Linked DNA regions of Homo sapiens: region 1 is linked to region 2. The links are chromatin loops, found by intact Hi-C in ENCODE. Cell type or tissue: stomach. All regions are shown on one strand. Each heading gives the region's core, and the rest is flanking DNA. Links, peaks and the distances in the headings are about the cores only.

Evidence for each region. A loop is a pair of places that touch in the nucleus more often than their neighbours do. Peaks named below come from ENCODE experiments on the same cell type or tissue, not always from the same donor. Only the 100,000 strongest peaks of a DNase experiment are listed, where the experiment ranks them.
Region 1: a loop joins it to region 2, with 1.9 times the contacts of the local background. A loop is called at or near these places in 9 of 110 quality-filtered maps.

What each region holds. Positions count from the first base shown.
Region 1 is chr17:2,099,442-2,108,963 of GRCh38, reverse strand. All of the region lies in intron 13 of SMG6 (SMG6 nonsense mediated mRNA decay factor), which reads left to right. SMG6-AS1 (SMG6 antisense RNA 1) reads right to left here. Exons shown (of 2, transcript NR_199038.1): 2 at 6,661-7,842. Among named protein-coding and RNA genes, the nearest start is that of SMG6-AS1, 14 kb to the right of the region's middle. In stomach, for the core only: no CTCF peak of the experiment used is centred there; no DNase peak of the experiment used is centred there; H3K27ac peaks cover 3,033 bases.
Region 2 is chr17:2,153,239-2,162,760 of GRCh38, reverse strand. All of the region lies in intron 13 of SMG6 (SMG6 nonsense mediated mRNA decay factor), which reads left to right. Among named protein-coding and RNA genes, the nearest start is that of SMG6-AS1, 68 kb to the right of the region's middle. In stomach, for the core only: no CTCF peak of the experiment used is centred there; a DNase peak (open chromatin) is centred at 4,570; H3K27ac peaks cover 619 bases.

The sequences.
Region 1 (9,522 bases), core at 397-8,396, 53 kb after region 2:
GATAAAATAAGTGAAAATGCCTAGGTTTTTTTGCTCTGTCGCCCAGGCTGGAGTGCAGTGGTGTAATCCTCAACTCACTGCAACCTCCAACTCCTGGATTCAAGTGATTCTACCACCTCAGCCTCCCGAGTAGCTGCGATTACAGGCGCCCGCCACCATGCGCGACTAATTTTTTTATATTTTTAGCAGAGACGGGTCTTCGCTGTATTGGCCAGGCTGTTCTCAAACTCCTAACCCTCAGGTGATCCACCCACCTTGGCCTCCCAAAGTTCTGGAATTAAAGGGATGAGCCACCACACCTGGCTCAGAATTTTTTTATTATTATTATTATCTGAGACAGAGTCTCGCTTTGTGGCCCAGGCTGGAGTGCAGTGACACAATCTCGGCTCACTACAACCTCTGCCTCCCAGATTCAAGCAATTCTTCTGCCTCAGCCTCCTGGGTAGCTGGGACTGCAGGTGTGCACCTGCAGGTTTGCAGGCGTGGGCCTGGTTAATTTTTGTATTTTTAGTAGAGACAGGGTTTCACTATGTTGGCCAGGCTGGTCTCGAACACCTGACCTCAAGTTACCCGCCCGCCTCGGCCTTTCAAAGGCCTGGGATTACAGGCGTGAGTCACTGCGCCTGGCAAGATTTTTAAAAATGAAAGTTTCAATATGTGTTTTCATAGTGGACGCTGGGGATTGGAGAGTGGCTAAGAAGACTCCAAAGAGGTCCAGTTACAACTCAGTCACACATCAGATTCCCATGTCTCCTTCTGGATCATCCTGTAGTTTCTATAGCTGTTTTCTGTAATTCATGCAAATTCTCTGTAATCCTTCATTTCCGTTTTCTACCCACTTAGCTGTTGCCATTATTTTGAGGCATTGGATGTAAAAAACAAAACAAAACAAAAAAAAACCTGTTAGATTTATCTTGTAGGCTAAGGCTCAGAAATTGGGCAAGGTTCAGGTAGCTTTTCAGAAGGCGAGGCAGGTGTGCTTAGTTACACTATTCCAAGATTCTCCCAGAAATAGAACTCTAAAGTGAGGACTTGGGTGCCCTTGAAGGAGAACAACAAAATACCATTTTGGAAATAAAATTCTGCTGTCCTGGGTGTTCCAGCCCCTCCCATGCTGGCCTCCTTTCGGCACCATTCCTTTCTGCAGTCCCACCCCGCTTGGCCCTGGCACGCAGTCCCATGAACATGCCACCTGCCTTCTCTCTCTCTCTGGCCCCATCCATTGGCTGTTCAGTTTATTTTTTCCACATCCTCACCCTCTTCCAGCTCCAAGTTAAATAACCCTCACAGATGGCTTGTTCCATCAGAGCTGTTTAAGAACACAGAGCAGTGAACTAGTGCCCAGAGGAGCTGCCCCAGCCCAAGACTGCCCTTCCTATGGAGGCTCAAGACAACTGTGTCATCAGCTACCTAGAGGCCCAGAGACAGTGAGCAGAAAGGCTGGCAGGTTGGGTGGTAGAATGTCTGTTTAACACTATAATCCTCTAGCAGCTAACAACTAGTTCTCACTTAGATTTACAAGTCAGAACCAGGAGCCAGATACACTGCATACTCCATTTTCCATAGAAGACATAGTACTTCGTAGCTGGCATTTCTCCCCCACTTTTTTACAGCATGGAAACCCAACAGGAAATGACAGTCCCCATTTGTGTTTGGGATCATGGTTTCAGTCCTTAGTGAACCTCTTCATGAACTCCCGAGAGGTCTAGATCCCTGCCCTGCCTGACCCAAAGGGCAGGATTTCCAGCTGTCAGCACACCCATGGGAAGACAGGGAACTTCACATGCCTATTAGGAATCCTGCATAGAGTCTGGGCACAGTGGCTCACACCTATAATCCCAGCACTTTGGGAGGCCAAGGTGGGCAGATCACCTGAGGTCAGGAGTTCAAGACTAGCATGACCAACATGTCAGGCTAAAATACTAAACTACTAAGTACTGAAATACTAAACGTCTCTACTAAAAATACAAAACTCAGCCAGGCGTGGTGGCACATGCCTGTAATCCCAGCTACTTGGGAGACTGAGGCAGGAGAATTGCTAGAACCCGGGAGGCGGAGGTTGCAGTGAGCCGAGATCGCACAATTGCATTCCAGCCTGGGCGACAAACCGAGACTCTGTCTCAAAAAAAAAAAAAAAATTCCTGCCTAGAGAGAAGATCCCAGAATTTCTTTCACTCTTTCTTTCCTGTCAGCAGGGACACGGAGGTTTCCTGTCTGCCTTGTCATCAGCTTTGAAACATTTTCCTCCTGCATTCCCCCATATATGTAGTGGCCTGTAAGCTTTGCCCCCTTCATGTTCCCAGCATCCTCCTTCCCTCTCTCATAATCGGCTGGGTCTGGTTAATTTTGCCCTTGTGACAGGACAGCCTTTCCCTTGTCCTCGGAGTTATTCCTGTGGGACATAAGACCTCTCTGGTCATGGTCTCCCTCTCTTTCCCTTCCTTCTTGCCCTTTCCTCTCTAACTATAGCCTTTGTAAATAGACTCCTCTGAGGTCACCGAGGAATGGTAGTATGTGCCTTTGCTGCTATAGGACTCTCTTTTCCCCCAGTAAGCAGAGTTCCCTTGAGAGACCCCCCTCCCTTCCTTTATTAAAAGGCACGTTGGTGGCTTATCTGCTTGAACTCTGGCATAACAGGGCATGGAACAATGGCATGTGCAGAGTGCTTTGGCCAAAGGGAAATTAACTTTGAGCCAGAGACAGCAGTTTGAAGAAACTTCCCTTAGTAAGAAAAGAGACAAGAAGAAAAGTGATGGGGTGGAAAGGGAAAATTCTATGGCAGAGAAGGTCTCCCTGAGAACTCAATCAGAAATCAGTATCTCCTCCTTAAGCCTGGTTTTTCCACTGAGAAGTAAACTATTATTCTCTCTTCTCCTCCTTCATACCTTCTCCAAGATCAAGCGTTGCCAGATAAGTAACACACCCTGTTGCTTGCAAAGTAAAAGTTACTTGGATTGACAGATTTGTGGAGCCTTTGGGTGCCAAGTATCAGGAGGGAGCTTTGATTTCCATTTTCCTGTCTTCATGATGGACTTTACTCTTTACATTCAGTAGAAAAGTTCAAGGCTGTGGTGCAGACAACTTTCAGAGGTTACCCACATATAGGTCTTAAAACTTAACATCTGGCAGTTACTAGTTTCCTATATTCATTCAGCTCATCAAGTATTCAGCTGAGGTTTTGCCCATATTATGTCCAGTGAAATGAAATGAATCTAAGTGATAGAACTCTTTTTAGGGCAGGTATCCTGAGAAATTTTAAATTTCAGTATTTCTTTTCTTGCCTGTAGCTTAGCCAAGCACCCATTCAATTTGTGTTCCTCTAAAGGCAAATTCGTCAGAACTGTTTCTTCTGTCCTGAGGGCCTTTAGGCTACTGCTGAGTCTGGGCAAGTGTTATTTATTTATTTATTTATTTATTTTTGAGACAGAGTTTTGCTCTTGTTGCTCAGGCTGGAGTGCAGTGGCGCGGTCTTGGCTCACTGCACTCTCCGCCTCCCAAGTTCAAGCAATTCTGCCTTAGCCTCCCAGGTAGCTGGGATTACAGGCACCTGCCACCACGCCCGGCTAATTTTTGTATTTTTAGTAGAGATTGGGTTTCACCATGTTGGCCAGGCTGGTCTCAAACTCCTGACCTCAGGTGATCCACCCACCTTGGCCTCCCAAAGTGCTGGGATTACAGGTGTGAGCCACCACGCCCGGCTGAGTGTAATATTTTTTAAGTGAGAAAGACTTGAAGTAGGCTGAGTGCAGTGGCTCACGCCTGTAATCCCAGCACTTTGGGAGGTCGAGGCGGGAGGATTGCTTGAGTCCAGGAGTTTGAGAGCAGCCTGGGTAACATGGTGAGACCCCATCTCTACAAAAAAAAAAAAAAAAAAAAAAAATTAGCTGGGTGTGGTGGTGCATACCTGTAGTCCTAGATGTTCAGGAGGCTGAAGTGGGAGGATCACTTGAACCTGGGAGGTTGAGGCTGCAGTGAGCCAAGATCACACCATTGCACTCAGCCTGGGCAACAGAGTGTGACCTTGTCTCCCAAAAAAAAAGATGACTTGAAGTAGAGACCTTTCCCTATACTCTTTGTGAAAGTGCCATTACCTTCATAAGAGGCCATATTATAATATAATGAACTGAGCACAAACTTTGGAGTAAGACAAATCTGGGTTCAAAGCCCAGCTTCATCACTTCATCACTTGCTTTTTCTGAGCTTTAGTTTCCTCTTCCTGTCTCACAGGATTACCATGATAATCAAATGAAATAACATAATTCCTAGTAACCATCTGTCACCACTTCATCTACACCACAGCTTTCCCAGTAAAATGGGATATTTAGGCCACCAAGAAAGCGTGATCAATGAAAATTGCAGAGGAAGTAAGATGCTAACTTGCTCTACCTGCCACTACCCTGAACCTTTTTTTTTTTCAACCCCCTTAACCTCTTTAAAGAGCTTCTGGCATGCTCATGGGTTTTTCTTTCTAGAACTTTCCCTGCCCTGAATTTGTTCAGTATGCATTGTCACTTGTGAGGACTTCTTTTCACAATAAATACCCAAGTGCTTTAGAATGTCTGGATGGTGGCCAGGCACAGTGGCTCAAGCTTGTAATCCCAGCAATTTGGGAAGCTGAGGCAGACGGAACCCTTGAAATCAGGAATTCGTGACCTGCCTGGCCAACATGGTGAAACCCTGTCTGTACTAAAAATACAAAAATTAGCCAGGTGTGGCCGGGCGCGGTGGCTCACGCCTGTAATCCCAGCACTTTGGGAGGCCGAGGTGGGCGGATCACGAGGTCAGGAGATCAAGACCATCCTGGCTAACATGGTGAAACCCCGTCTCTACTAAAAATACAAAAAATTAGCCGGGCGAGGTGGTGGGCGCCTGTAGTCCCAGCTACTCGGGAGGCTGAGGCAGGAGAATGACTTGAACCTGGGAAGCAGAGGTTGCAGTGAGCTGAGATCGTGCCATTACACTCCTGCCTGGGCTACAGAACAAGATTCCAACTGAAAAAAAAAAAAAAAGAATGTGTTGATGGTGATTCTCCTGGAAGTCAAGCCTGCTTTCTCTGTGCCATCACAGAGGTGTTGCTGGCAGACTAATCTTGAGACGACTTCTTACCTCTTTGCACCAAGGCTCTTATTAAGGGGTCTTTCCTGACTTTAGATCCGGTGATGAGTTAGCCCAAAAGAGTGTGCTCAGTCTCCTATAGGGCTCACAGGTTTGGCTTATACCCTCCAAGTGGCCCAATGGGAGCTACAGGGTGTTGGAGGTGGTCATGGGAAAGAAACAGCTCACAAGAAGAGCGTGGGGCGAGAGCCAGCCGTTCCCCACTGCCTGCTGGAGCAAGCTCAGTGAGGCCGCTGACAAGAGTCCTCAGAACACTAAACAGGTGATTAAAACATCAGTATAAGTCTTTCCAAGCTTCACAGAAAGCCAAAAACTTAGTTTGGACAGCAACAGAAATTTTCCGCTCTGTAGCTTTATAAACTGGTCCGCTGTTTCTTCCTCTGCTCTGTGGCCAGAGGGGAGCTCTGTGCTAATGATTCCATAAAACCCTCCAAGTCTTCCTGAGTGGCTTATCATATGAGAGTAACCTATACCACCCTTTTCCATCAGAGTAATCTCTAGCCTCTCACTGTTAGTTCGCATTCTGAATCTTTAACCCTTCCAAAAAGGCCAAGCCCAGCTCTTGGCACTGTCCCCTATGACAGAGCTGAGCTCCTCCATCAAGCTCAGTGGCAGAACGATCCTTTCCTCCTTTCCAAGATGACTGCCCAGAATCACAGAAACCTGTAAGAATGGAAAGAGAGTAATCCCAATTCTGGGCATTCACCCAAAAGATTTGAAATCAGTTGGTTGAAGAGATGTCTGGACTCCCAGGTTCACTGCAGCATTAGTCACAATAACCAAGTTATGGAATTAGTCTGAGTGTCCATCAACAGATGAATGGATAAAGAAAAGGTGGGACATACACACAATGGAGTACTATTTGGCCTTTAAAAAGAAATTCTGTTGTTTTCAGCAACATGGGTGGAATTGAAGAGCATTATGCTGAGTGAAATAAGCCAGGCACGGAAAGACACATACCATATGTTCTCACTTACATGTAGAATCTGAAAGAGTCCAGCTCATAAAAGCAGAGAGTAGGATGGTGGCTACAGAGGCTGGGAAATGGGGAGATGATGGTCAAAGGGTTCAAAGCGTCAGTTCCATGGGAGAAAGATGGGTGTGTGTTTTTCTGAGATCTGTTGAACAGCATGGTGAGCATAAAAATACAGCACTGTACATTTAAAATTGCTTTAAGAGGTCAGACGTGGTCACTCACAACTGTAATCCCAACATTTTGCGAGGCTGAGGCAGGATGATCACTTGACACCAGGAGCTCAAACCAGCCTGGGCAACATAGTGAGACCTCATCTCTAAAAAAAAAAAAAAAAAAAAAAAAAATGAAATTAGCAGGATGTGGTGGTCCACGCCTGTAGTCCCAGCTACTTGGGAGGCTGAGGCGGGAAGATCACTTGAGCCTGGGAAGTGAAGACTGCAGTGAGTCTTGATCACACCACTGCACTCCAGCCTGGGTGACAGAGCAAGACCCTGTCTAAAAGAAAAAAAAATTCCTTTAAGAGTAAATTTCAAATTTTCTCACCACAATAAAATGATAAGTATTTGAGGTGATGGGTATGTTAATTAGCTGGGTTTAATTATTATACATTGTATTCATAAAATATATCACTTTGTACCCTTGTAAATAAACACAAATATAAATTGTCAATTTATAATAAAATTTTGTAAAGGACTAGGAATATAGATCTTCAGAGTTATTAGCATCTTGCAGACAGGGCTCAGTAATTTGCCTGAGAGCACACAAGTTAGGAGGCCACGACACTGTCGTTCCACTAGGCCCTGCTTGTCCTAGACTGTGGCGTGTCACCCACCCAGGAGGAGTGCACCATGCCCAGAAGAGTTCAGTCTTCAAGAAATCAGCTCTGAGAGGCTGCCTTTTTCTCTTCTTCTGTGAATTTCCAGGCAAGAGAAGAGCTTTCTCCTTGGGGAGATGGTGAGGGTCTCTGAAACACCTGTGAATGTTCTGGATCATGGAGAGCTGTGGCAGTTAGAACAGTCCGGCCCCTGCAGTTACTGGCTGCATTTCCTGAGCAAGTTACTTCTCTGTGCCTTAATTTCCTCACCTCTATAATCGAAGCAGTGACAGTATCTACTTCATGAGGTTGTGGGGATCACGAGTTGGTTCGTGTAAAGCATTTGGCACAGTGCCTGGCTTGTAGTAACCATTCGCTCGGTGTTCGCTGTGGCTGCGAAGGGTGAGTGAGGCATGCAGCAGGTTTTATTACGTCCCGGAAGGCCGATGGCACTCTTCCAGGAAGGTAGCGCTGGTGAGCTGGTAAACCTTGAATGAGGAAGTCATTTTATCTGGCTTTGGATCTTAGTTCTCCTGAGAATGTCATTGAATTTATTTGAATTTTAGTTTCCTCATCTACATCATCTGGATGTAGTAACTGCATCAAAGAGTGCAGAGGATTTCTAGATCCTAAAAGTATCATGAAAAATATAAAGTAGGTTGGGTGCAGTGGCTCACGGCTGTAACCCCAACACTTTGGGAGGCCAAAGCAGAAGGACTGCTTGAGACCAGGAGTTCAAGACCAGTCCTGGCAGCATAGCGAGGCCCCATCTCTACAAAAATAAAAATTCAAAAATTAGCTGGGCATGGTGATGCATGACTGTCGTCCCAGCCACTTGGGAGGCTGAGGCAGGAGGATTACTTGAGTCCAGGAGTTCAAGGTTGCAGTGAGCTTTGATCACGCCACTGTACTCCAGCCTGGGTGACAGAGCAAGACCCTGTCTCAAAAAATATATAGATAGTAGTAGTGTTTGCACCTTTGAAAAATAGAGTTGCATTTTGAAGAGTCTAGTAAAATTGTGACCACTTTGACCTAACCTTCCATCCTTTAAAGCAGTAATTCTAAAACTCAGTGTTCATAAGTACCTGGAACACTTACACACATTCTGGCCAGGTGCTGTGGCCCACACCTGTAATCCCAGCACTTTGGGAGGCTGAAGCAGGGGGATCTCTTGAGCCTAGGAGTTCAAGACCAGCCTGTGCAATACATTCTGGCCAGGTGCTGTGGCTCACACCTGTAATCCTAGCACTTTGGGAAGCTGAAGCAGGGGGATCTCTTGAGCCTGGGAGTTCAAGACCAGCCTGTTCAATATCGCGAGACCCCATCTCTACAAAACATTTTTTAAAAATTAGCTGGATGTGATGGTGTGCGCCTGTATTCCCAGCTACTCGATAGGTTGAGACTGCAGTGAGCCGTGTTTACACCACAGCACTCCAGCCTAGGTGAGAGAGCAAAACCCTGTCTCATAGAATAAAATGTTTAAAAGTACACATTCTAAGGTCCTATCTCAAGAAATACTAATTCATTGAATTCAAAGTGGAATCCATAGCCAAGGAGTAGTGTTAGGTAAAAAGAAAACAAACAAAGTCGGGCACCAGTGGCTTATGCCTATAATCCCAGCACTTTGGTAGGTGAAGGAGGGCAGATCACTTGAGGCCAGGAGTTCAAGCCCAGACTGGCCAATGTGGTGAAAACCCATCTCTAAAAAAAATACAAAGATTAGGCCAGGGACGGTGGCTCACTCCTGTACTTGAACACTTTGGAAGGCCGAGGCGGGCGAGTCATTTGAGGCCAGGAGTTTGAGACTAGCCTGGCCAACATGGCAAAACCTCATCTCTACAAAAAATACAAAAACTAGCTGGGTATGGTGGCACTTGCCTGTAATCCCTGTTGCCCAGGAGGCTGAGGCAGAAGAATTGCTTAGATCTGGGAGGTGGAGATTTCAGTGAGCCAAGATTGTGCCACTGCACGCCAGCCTGGGCAACAAAGCAAGACACTGTCTCGAAAAAAAAAAAAAAAAAGATAAAAATTACCTGGGCATGGTGGCAGGCACCTGTAGTCCCAGCTACTCAGGAGGCTGAGATGGAAGGATCACTTGAGCCCAGAAGGCAGAGGTTGCAGTGAGCGGAAATCTCACCACTGCACTCCAGCCTGGGCGACAGAGTGAGACCCAGTCTCCAGAAAAAAAGTGGAGTTCGGGAATCTGCATTTTTAATAAGCTCAGCGTGTGATTGTGATACAGTTGGTTTTGAAAAAATGCCTTTTCATGTTCAGATGTGAAGAAGGGAGAACTGACACTGATTGAGCTGGTTCTGTATGGCAGCCATTTGCTGACTTACACGTTATCCCGAGCTATGGATAGGCTAGTTCGTTTTCGTTAACAAAGCTTCTCTTGTCTCCAACTATGAGGCATGGGTCATGTTTGTGATTCAGGACTCCAGAAACATAGAACCTGAAAATGCAACTTAAAATGGCTTTCTACCTCAGCCCAAATCTCAGAGAATGTCTGCATACTACATTTTTTAATATGCTGTGGGGGTTCTTCAGATGTGGATGTAATTTTTTTTTTTCAAAGCATGACATCAGTGCTTTGAAGATCATTAAATGTCACTTCTTA
Region 2 (9,522 bases), core at 1,036-9,035:
CATGTTGCTGCATATGTTCCAACCTAGAAGGATGGCTGATAGGTAGATGGATGACTGGATATAAGTGAAGTTTTTTGGTTATTTGTTTATTTATTAGAGACAGGATCTCAGCTGTGTTCCTCAGGCTGGTCTTGAACTCCTGGCTTCAAGCAGTATTCCCGCCTCAGCTTCCTGAATAGCTGGGATTGCAGGTACAAACCACCATGTCCAGCACTGATTTTTTTTTTTTTTTTTTTTTTTTTTCTGAGATGGGGAGTCTCACTCTGTCGCCCAGGCTGGAGTGCAGTGGTGCAATCTGGGCTTATTGCAAGCTCCACCTCCTGGGTTCACACCATTCTCCTGCCTCAGCCTCCCGAGTAGCTGGGACTATAGGCGCCCACCACCACGCCTGGCTAATTTTTTTTATATTTTTAGTAGAGACGGGGTTTCACCATGTTAGCCAGGATGGTCTCGATCTCCTGACCTCGTGATCTGGCCGCCTCGGCCTCCCAAAGTGCTGGGATTACAGGCGTGAGCCACCTCGCCTGGCCAATTTTTGCTTTTTAACAGAAATAGAATCAAACTTTATGTTTTGTTTTGTAATGTACTTTGTTCACTTAGCAATAAATATATATTTCCATGTTTACCTATAACATGAATTTAAGAGCTGCACAATATTGTATGAATATATTATAATATTTGTTTAGTCCTCAATCATTAGATGTTTTATAGGAAGTTATTGACTTTTATCTGTTGTATAAACGATGCCATCTCAGGGAGCCTTACACATAAGTCTTTTGTTCTTACCCTTTGAGATAGTTTCTCCTTCTTAGACCTCCCTCTCTATCATTTCATAGATATTTAAAGGGACTCAGAATAGTTCCCGAGGATAAACAAAGAAGGAAAGGTTCATATGAGTGGAATAGAATGCTCAGACTGAATTTATCAGCATCTTTCCCTCTGGATTGAATGTTCTTCAAATCTTGGAATGCCCTGGATTCAAAAGCACCTCAAAGTCTAGAATTTGAGTCTTTGAAGAGAGAATTTGATTTTTTTTTTTTTTAGACAAATCCTTGAGACTTGAGAGTGCTCTGAGTGGTACTAAATGTATGTAGTCTTATCTACATCATTTAGGAGGTGTGTTCAAGGGCAAAAATATAAGAGTAGTGGCAGTGCAATGTCTGAGGACCAGAAGATCAGGACAATGTCCTGGACTCCAAACTTTGGAGGCAAGATTGCTTATAGATGAACAGTAATTAATGATGATGACTGGTATATGAAAACCTGAAGATTAGTGAGCCGAGGTCGCACCATTGCACTCCAGCCCGGGTGACAGTGTGTGAGACTCTGTCTCAAAAAAAAAAATAAATAAATAAAGGCCGGGATTGGTGGCTCATGCCTGTAATCCTAGCACTTTGAGAGGCCGAGGCAGGCTGATCAACCTGAGGTCGGGAGTTTGAGAACAGTCTGGCCAACATGATGAAACCCCATCTCTACTAAAAGTACAAAATTAGCCAGGCTTGGTGATGCACGCCTGTAATCCCAGCTACTCGGGAGGCTGAGGCAGAATTGCTTGAACCCAGGAGGCAGAGGTTGCAGTGAGCCAAGATCGCGCCCCTGCACTCCAGCCTGGGCAACCAGAGCAAAACTCCATCTCTAAAAAAAAAAAAAAAAAAGGGTCAGTTATGTGAGCATGCCTACCTGCCTAGCCTTCCTACCTACCTACCTACATACATACATACAACCTTTGTCTCAAGACTTAATAAATATAAAATTAAAATTGGTTAAGAGGAGAATGTATGATAGAAAAAGAAACTTTGATTTAAACTTCTGCCCTGGTACTTTTTGTCTCACCCTTTTTAGTTTTCTTTACTAATATAATATCATATATGTAAAAGAATATATATTTTTACTTCATAATTATATTTACTTTTATTTTATTTATTTTTTTGAGACAGGGTCTTGCCCTGTTGTCCAGGGTGGAGGGCAGTGATACAATCATGGCTCACTGCAGCCTTGACTTCCCAGGCTCAAGCAATCCTCCCACCTCAGTCCCTTGAGTAGCTGGGGACTATAGGCGCACGCCATCACACCTGGCTAATTTTTAAATTTTTTGTGGAAACGGGGTCCCACTATGTTGCCTGGGCTGGCCTTGAACTCCTAGGTTTAGGTGATCCTCCTGCCTTGGCATCCTAAAGTGCTGGAATTACAGGCATGAGCCACTGTACCCAGCCCATAATTTTAGATATTCAAAACAATTGAAGGCCAGGCGCGGTGGCTCATGCCTGTAATCCCAGCACTTTGGGAGGCCGAGGCAGGCGGTTCACCAGAGGTCAGGGGTTCGAGACTAGCCTGGGCAGTATGGTGAAACCCTGTCTCTACTAAAAATACAAAAATTAACCAGGTTTGGTTGTGCACCCTGTAATCCCAGCTACTTGGGAGGCTGAGGCACAAGAATCACTTGAACCCAGGAGGCGGAGGCTGCAGTGAGCTGAGATTGCACCACTGCACTCCAGCCTGGGCAATAGAGTGAGATCTGTCTCAAAAAAATTAATTAAAAATAAATTTATAGTTAATACCTTTACTTCATTAATCAACTTACTAATATATATTTACATACAATGAAAGGTATACATTTGAATGTATGGGTGTATATATACCCGTATCAAGATACAGAATATTTATATATTCTGCATAAGGACCACTTCAATCAAGGTATAGAATATTTCCTTCTCCACAAAATGTTCCCAAGTGCCTCTATCCCCCATCCTACTCCCTGCCCCAGGCAGCTACTGATCTAATTATTCTCACTATAGATTAGATTTGCCTGTTATAAAATTTCATATACATGGAATCATATAGTATATACTCTTATGTCTTTGTTTTGTCACTCAGCATAACGTCTGAGATTCATCCATATTGGGCATTATATTTTTTCAGTCGTTTATTGATGAGTAGTATTCCATTGTATGGATATATCACAGTTTATCCATTCACTTGTTGATAGATATTTTGGCTGTTTTTATTTTGGAGGGGTTATGAAAAAGATACTGTGAACATTAATGTACAGGTTTTTTTGTGGTCATATATTTTCATTTCTCTTGGATAAATATCCAGGAGTAGAATTGCTTAGTCATTTAAGTATATATCTAACTTTAAAAGAAGCTTCCAAACTTTTTTGAAGTGATTACACCCTTTTATACTCCCACTAGCAATATGTGAGCGTTCTAGTTGCTCATATTCTTGCCAACACTTGGTATTTCTGATCTTTATAGTTTTAGACATGCTAGTAAGTGTGAAGTAGTATCTCATTTTGGTTTTATGTTTTTGGAGGGTTTTTTTGTTTGTTTGTTTGAGACAGAGTCTCGCTGTCACCCACACTGGAGTGTAGTGGCGTGATCTCAGCTCACTGCAGCCTCCGTCTCCTGGGTTAAAGCAATTCTCCTACCTCAGCCTCTCAAGTAGCTGGGATTACAGCTGTAGCATGCCACCACACACCCACCTAATTTTTTTACATATTTTTAGCAGAGACAGGGTTTCACCATGTTGGCCAGACTGGTCTCGAACTTCTGACCTCAAATGATCCACCCGCCTCGGCCTCCCAAAGTGCTGAGATTACAGGCGTGAGCCACTGTGCCTGGCCATAGTTTTAATAGTCATTTTCCTGAATAATGATGAGCATCTTTTTATGAGTTTACTGACAATTATTATATCCTCATTTGGGAAATGTTCTAATCTGTTGGCCATTTTTAAACATTGGGGTGTTTTCTTATTGAGTTATAAGAGTTCTTCAAATATTCTTGACACAAATACTTGTCAGATATACATCCTGTGAATATTTCTCGTGGTCTGTGACTGGTTTGCCTTTTTTTTTTTTTTTTAAACATAGTCTTGAACAGCAAACTTTTTTTTTTTTTTTTTGAAACAGGGTCTTGCTCTGTTTCCCAAGGGATCCTCCCACCTTAGCCTCCCCAGTAGCTGGGACTATGGGTGCACGCCACCACACCTGTCTAATTTTTGTAATTTTCGTAGAGCCATGGTTTCGCCATGTTGCCCAGGCTGGTCTCAACTCCTGATCTCCAGCGATCTACCTGCCTTAGCCTCCCAAAGTGCTGGGATTATAGGCATGAGCCACGGCGCTTAGCCTTCCGGTGGAATTTTGACTACACAGTAGGGACTTCCACTTTTAACTGTTTCAAATACTCTAGAATTGCCATCATTTAGGACAAAGGCTTTTGAAGGTTTGATGTTTTCGTGGGCTATTTTTTGTGATATCATTATTGTCAGTGACAGGAAAAATGAATCTTTAGCTGCCTAAGAGTGAATTCAAGTGTTTCTTAACTACCAGTAAACTCAGAAATAACCAGATGAAATAATATAAAACCTCATTTGTAGTGAATGCTTATCTAGCAATACTTTTTTTTTTCTTTTTTGGCTCATGCATACACCCCTCTCTAAAGTGAAGAGAATAATGATAAACTGTTCTTAATTCTAGAATGCAGAGGAAAACGTGGTTTGCATATGTGCAGCAAAAAACTTTGGAAGATTGAAATTGCACAATGAGTGTAGGTTGAGCAATGGCTTCAGAAGGCATACATGTTCCGTGGGGGTGTCCTTTGCTCTTGTGCAATTAGGGAACTCCAGAGCTGCCTGAACAGGGGATTTCCTTTTTATTTCTCACATGCCATTTAAAAAATTAACTTCTTCCCTTCTTTTCAATGTTCACCCCTTTTTATTACTCCCTTAAATTCTTACTTGTGGTTTCTTTTCTTTTAAGGAATTACTCAAACATTTATGTGTCCCACTCCTGTGACTTTGGTTAGAAATGCACCTGGGCCAGGTTCTACTGGTGGTGGGAGGAGAGCTTGCTGATGGTTTAGGGATTTCTAATTCAGCTTCTTGTCGCCATTGCAATACCCAGCTGGTTCTAAGCATTTGAAATACAGGTTACAAATCAGCCAGCATTCCCTGATTGCTTAGTACTAGAATTTTGCAGACTTTGTAATGAGTGTTCTGAGGTTTTTGCCTGTTTTGGTTTTATTGGTGACCAACACCTCCTGATGAAGATCATTTGCAGACTTTACTACAAAGTTAAGCCTAACTTTAAGCTGAAAGCATGAGAGCCAAACAGTAAGATCCAAAGCTAGACAGGATTGGTTTTGGCAAAAGGAAAGTCCATGCTTTCTGCCTTCTTCCCTTTGGCCTGCTCAGTCATACTCATGTTGGGTGGTACTTAGTAAGCATGCTTCTAATTGTGGTTCCCTTCCACTTACCTTTGTGATAGGGGTACCAAAATCTGTTTACCCTCATCTTTGCTCTCTTCCAGAGGAACAGGAGAGGTAGTTGGGTCAGTGTGCCAGAAAAGCAGAAGTTGAGTATGTGGAGTTCATAGCTGCATGTATGAGTGTTTGTGGGGCAGGGAACTTTTAATGGAAAACATTTGTGTTGCATCGAAAACAGAGCGAGGCCTGGTTAGAGTCTGTCTGCTTTGTCTGTCAGTCTGTTCCCTACCAGCACTAGTCACTGTTCTCCTGGGAGTCTCAGGCATATTGTGGTTTCTTCTGCTCTTGCTAGCCCCTAATCTTGCCAGAGTTTTTGTGTCATGGGTGGCCCCGTGTGCAGTCTGGAGTAAGACTGCAAGGTTGGTGACTAATGGCTTTGAAGAAGGTACTTCAGCCCACATACGGACTTTGGGAACCTTTTTAGGTTAACCCTTAGGAGGAGGGAGGGTCTCTAGCACAAACAGTGGAAGAAACATGCTGAGATACATACAAACACTTTTTTAAACCCTTCCCTTACTGTTAGCAAAGCATGAACTAGAAGAATGGAGACACACCCGGTGACACCATGCCTGTAATCCCAGCACTTTGGGAAGCTAAAGCGGGAGGATCGCTCGAGCCCAGAAGTTCGAGACCAGTCTGGGCAACATAGTGAGACCTTGTCACCACAAAAAAATAAAAATTAGCCAGGCATGGCGTTGCATGCTTGTAGTCCCAGCTACTTGGAGGCTGAAGTGGGAGGATTGCTTGAGCCTGGAAGGTCGAGGCTACAGTGAGCAGTGATCGTGCCACTGCACTGTAGCCTGGGTTACACAGCAAGACCCTGTCTCAAAAAACAAACAAGCAAAAAAAAACAAAACAGAGACAGGAGGGAAAGGCTTGCTGTTTGGGCTTGGCATTTCATTTGTAAATGCTCATAAGGGATGCACCTGGGTGCCCAGTCTTGCATCTGACAGGCTGATGTTAGTCAAGTTGTGTGTGGCTGGATCTCTTTGGGAAATAACAGAAGAAAAGATGCTAATTTCCCTGAGGATAGTGTCACTCTAAGATAGAAGGACCTGTAGTTTGAGCTTTTAACTCTTTTTTTTTTTTTTTTTTTTTTTTTTTTTGAGAAGGAGTGTCTCTCTGTTGCCCAGGGTGAAGTACAGTGGTGCAATCTCAGCTCACTTCATCCTCCACCTCCCGAGTTCAAGCGATTCTCCTGCCTCAGCCTCCGGAGTAGCTGGGGTTACAGGCACCCACTGACCACGCCCGGCTAATTTTTTTTGTATTTTTAGTAGAGACAGAGTTTCATTATGTTGCCCAGGATGGTCTCGAACTCCTGACCTCAAATGATCTGCCCACCTCAGCTTCCCGAAGTGCTGGGATTACAGGCGTGAACCACGGCACCCGGCCTGAGCTCTATCTAATCTGAGTGCCCCTGAAATTGACATTTGTTCATTATTTTAAAAAAAAAAAAAAAAAGGTAAAGAAAACAGTAAAAGAGCAGCTCAGCTCAGTTTTCTGGGTCCCCAAGAAGGTACCCTACCAATGTGGTTTTCACATTTTCAGGTTTTTGGCTGGTGAATAAGATTGAGCAGAAATGCTTCTTCCCCTGATAACAATACATTCAAATGCAGGATCAGGAGCGTGTGGATTAAAACCAGACGGTGGATGATTAATACTTTTGCTTATAGAGGTAGACATGGCAGCTTCCTCCATTTAAATGAAAAGACCTTTTCTCTGCATTTGTATGTGTGCATATGCTTACATGCTTGTGCCCTTTATGTACAAGCTGCGTTTCTGTACCATTTCCTTCCTCTCTTGAAGCACCCAAAAAGTGCTAGAAGGACTAAGTTGTGAAGCAGAGGCGTGGAGATCAGACACTATGGTAGGAGTGGGATGTGTTCTCTTCTTCAGGCTCACTGCTTTCATAGCTTTCTGGGTACTGCTGTAACACACATCTTTTTCCATGGAACCTACTTGCTCCTTATGGTCATGTAACCTCATTATAAGAGGCATACTTTTTCATTTAATCTGCTATATCTTTGGAGGTGGCTATCCTCATCATTTTATTGTTAATGACATGAAGAGAAACTTTATTTTCACATGGATACTTTATGTTTTTTCCCTTACCCACTGAAAACATGACAGATTTCTTGGTTCATTCGCCGTGGCTCACGCCTATAATCCCAGCACTTTGGAAAGCTGAGGCGGGCAGATCACCTGAGGTCAGGAGCTTGAGACCAGCCTGACCAACATGGTGAAACCCTGTCTCTACTAAAAATACAAAAAGTAGCCGGGCATGGTGGCGCACACCTGTAATCCCAGTAATCCCAGCTGCTAGGGGTGCTAAGGCAGGAGAATCACTTGAACCAGCAAGGTGGAGGTTGCAGTGAGCTGAGATCCCACCACTGCACTCCAGCCTGGGTGATGGAGTGAGACTCCATCTCAAAAAAAAAAAAAAATTTTTTTTCTCAGAGTATACTTTGTTTTTTTTGAGACAACATCTTGTTTTGTTGCCAGTGCTGGAATGCAGTGGCTCACTGTGGCCTCAACCTTCTGAGCTCAAGGGATCCTCCCACCTCAGCTTCTGAGTAGCTGGGACCACAGGTACATGCTACCACACCCCGCTAATTTTTGTATTTTTTTGTAGAGATGAGATTTCACCATGTTGCCCAGGCTGGTCTTGAAGTCCTGAGCTCAAGCAGTTCACCCACCTTGGCCTCCCAAAGTGCTGTGATTACAGCCACCATGCTGTCCTTATACTTTTTAATTAGAGGTTAGCAGGTGTTTATTATTAACAATAGTTTCAGTATTCATTTTTATTAAGTTCTGTGCACATTAATCCCTTCCAGCCAGCAGGCCTCTAGTTAGTCTAGGCCTCTGATTTCAGCTTGAATATACACTTTGCTCTTTTGGAGAAACAGAGACCTCTGCCTAAGTGAAACAGGACATGTAAAGGGAGGAGGAATACCAGGCTGAGATTTCATACCTTTGTAATCTCTAAAGAAGGTTGTATTGTCTCTACAACAAGGAAAAAGTTGAAGGACAAAGGGCATAAAATTCTTTTTTTCCAACATAAATCTTTGTCTGTTTTATAGTGTTGTCTGTAATTTCAAGGTGAAAGTGGGCCCTCCCTCAGCCCCGTCACACTCTAGATGCATCCCCAGATTCCCCCCCGTCACCGTCACACTCTACATGCATCCCCAGGTTTCCCAGTCACCGTCACACTCTAGATGCATCCCCAGGTTTCCCAGTCACCGTCACACTCTAGATGCATCCCCAGGTTTCCCAGTCACCGTCACACTCTGCGTGCATCCCCAGGTTCCCCCGTCACCGTCACACTCTACGTGCATCCTCAGGTTTCCCAGTCACCGTCACACTCTACATGCATCCCCAGGTTCCCCAGTCACCGTCACACTCTACATGCATCCCCAGGTTCCCCCAGTCACCGTCACACTCTATATGCATCCCCAGGTTCCCCAGTCACCGTCACACTCTACATGCATCCCCAGGTTTCCCCAGTCACCGTCACACTCTACATGCATCCCCAGGTTCCCCAGTCACCGTCACACTCTACGTGCATCCCCAGGTTCCCCCGTCACCGTCACACTCTACGTGCCTCCCCAGGTTCCCCCGTCACCGCACACTCTACGTGCATCCCCAGGTTTCCCAGTCACCGTCACACTCTACATGCATCCCCAGGTTCCCCCAGTCACCATCACACTCTACGTGCATCCCCAGGTTTCCCAGTCACCGTCACACTCTAGATGCATCCCCAGGTTCCCCCGTCACCGTCACACTCTACATGCATCCCCAGGTTCCCCAGTCACCGTCACACTCTACATGCATCCCCAGGTTCCCCCAGTCACCGTCACACTCTACATGCATCCCCAGGTTCCCCAGTCACCGTCACACTCTACATGCATCCCCAGGTTCCCCCAGTCACCGCGTGGAGTGGCGTTCCACCAGTTTACCCCTGTGCCATAGAGACTCTTAGCAACCAAGATGGGCGGGTTTGCATAAGTTAAAATTCACTCTGTTGTACAGTTTTGAGAAACACATACTTTCATGTAACCATCACTACAATTAAGATATAGACCATTTTCAACACCCCCAAAAATTCCCTCATGCAACCAGCTCCCTTCCCAACCCCAGTCCCTGACAACTTCTGATGTTTTCTGTCTCTGTAACTTAGCTTTTTCCAGAATGACGTATAAATAAAATCATACAGTACATAGAGCAGGGGTGCCAATCTTTTGGCTTCCCTGGGCCACATTGG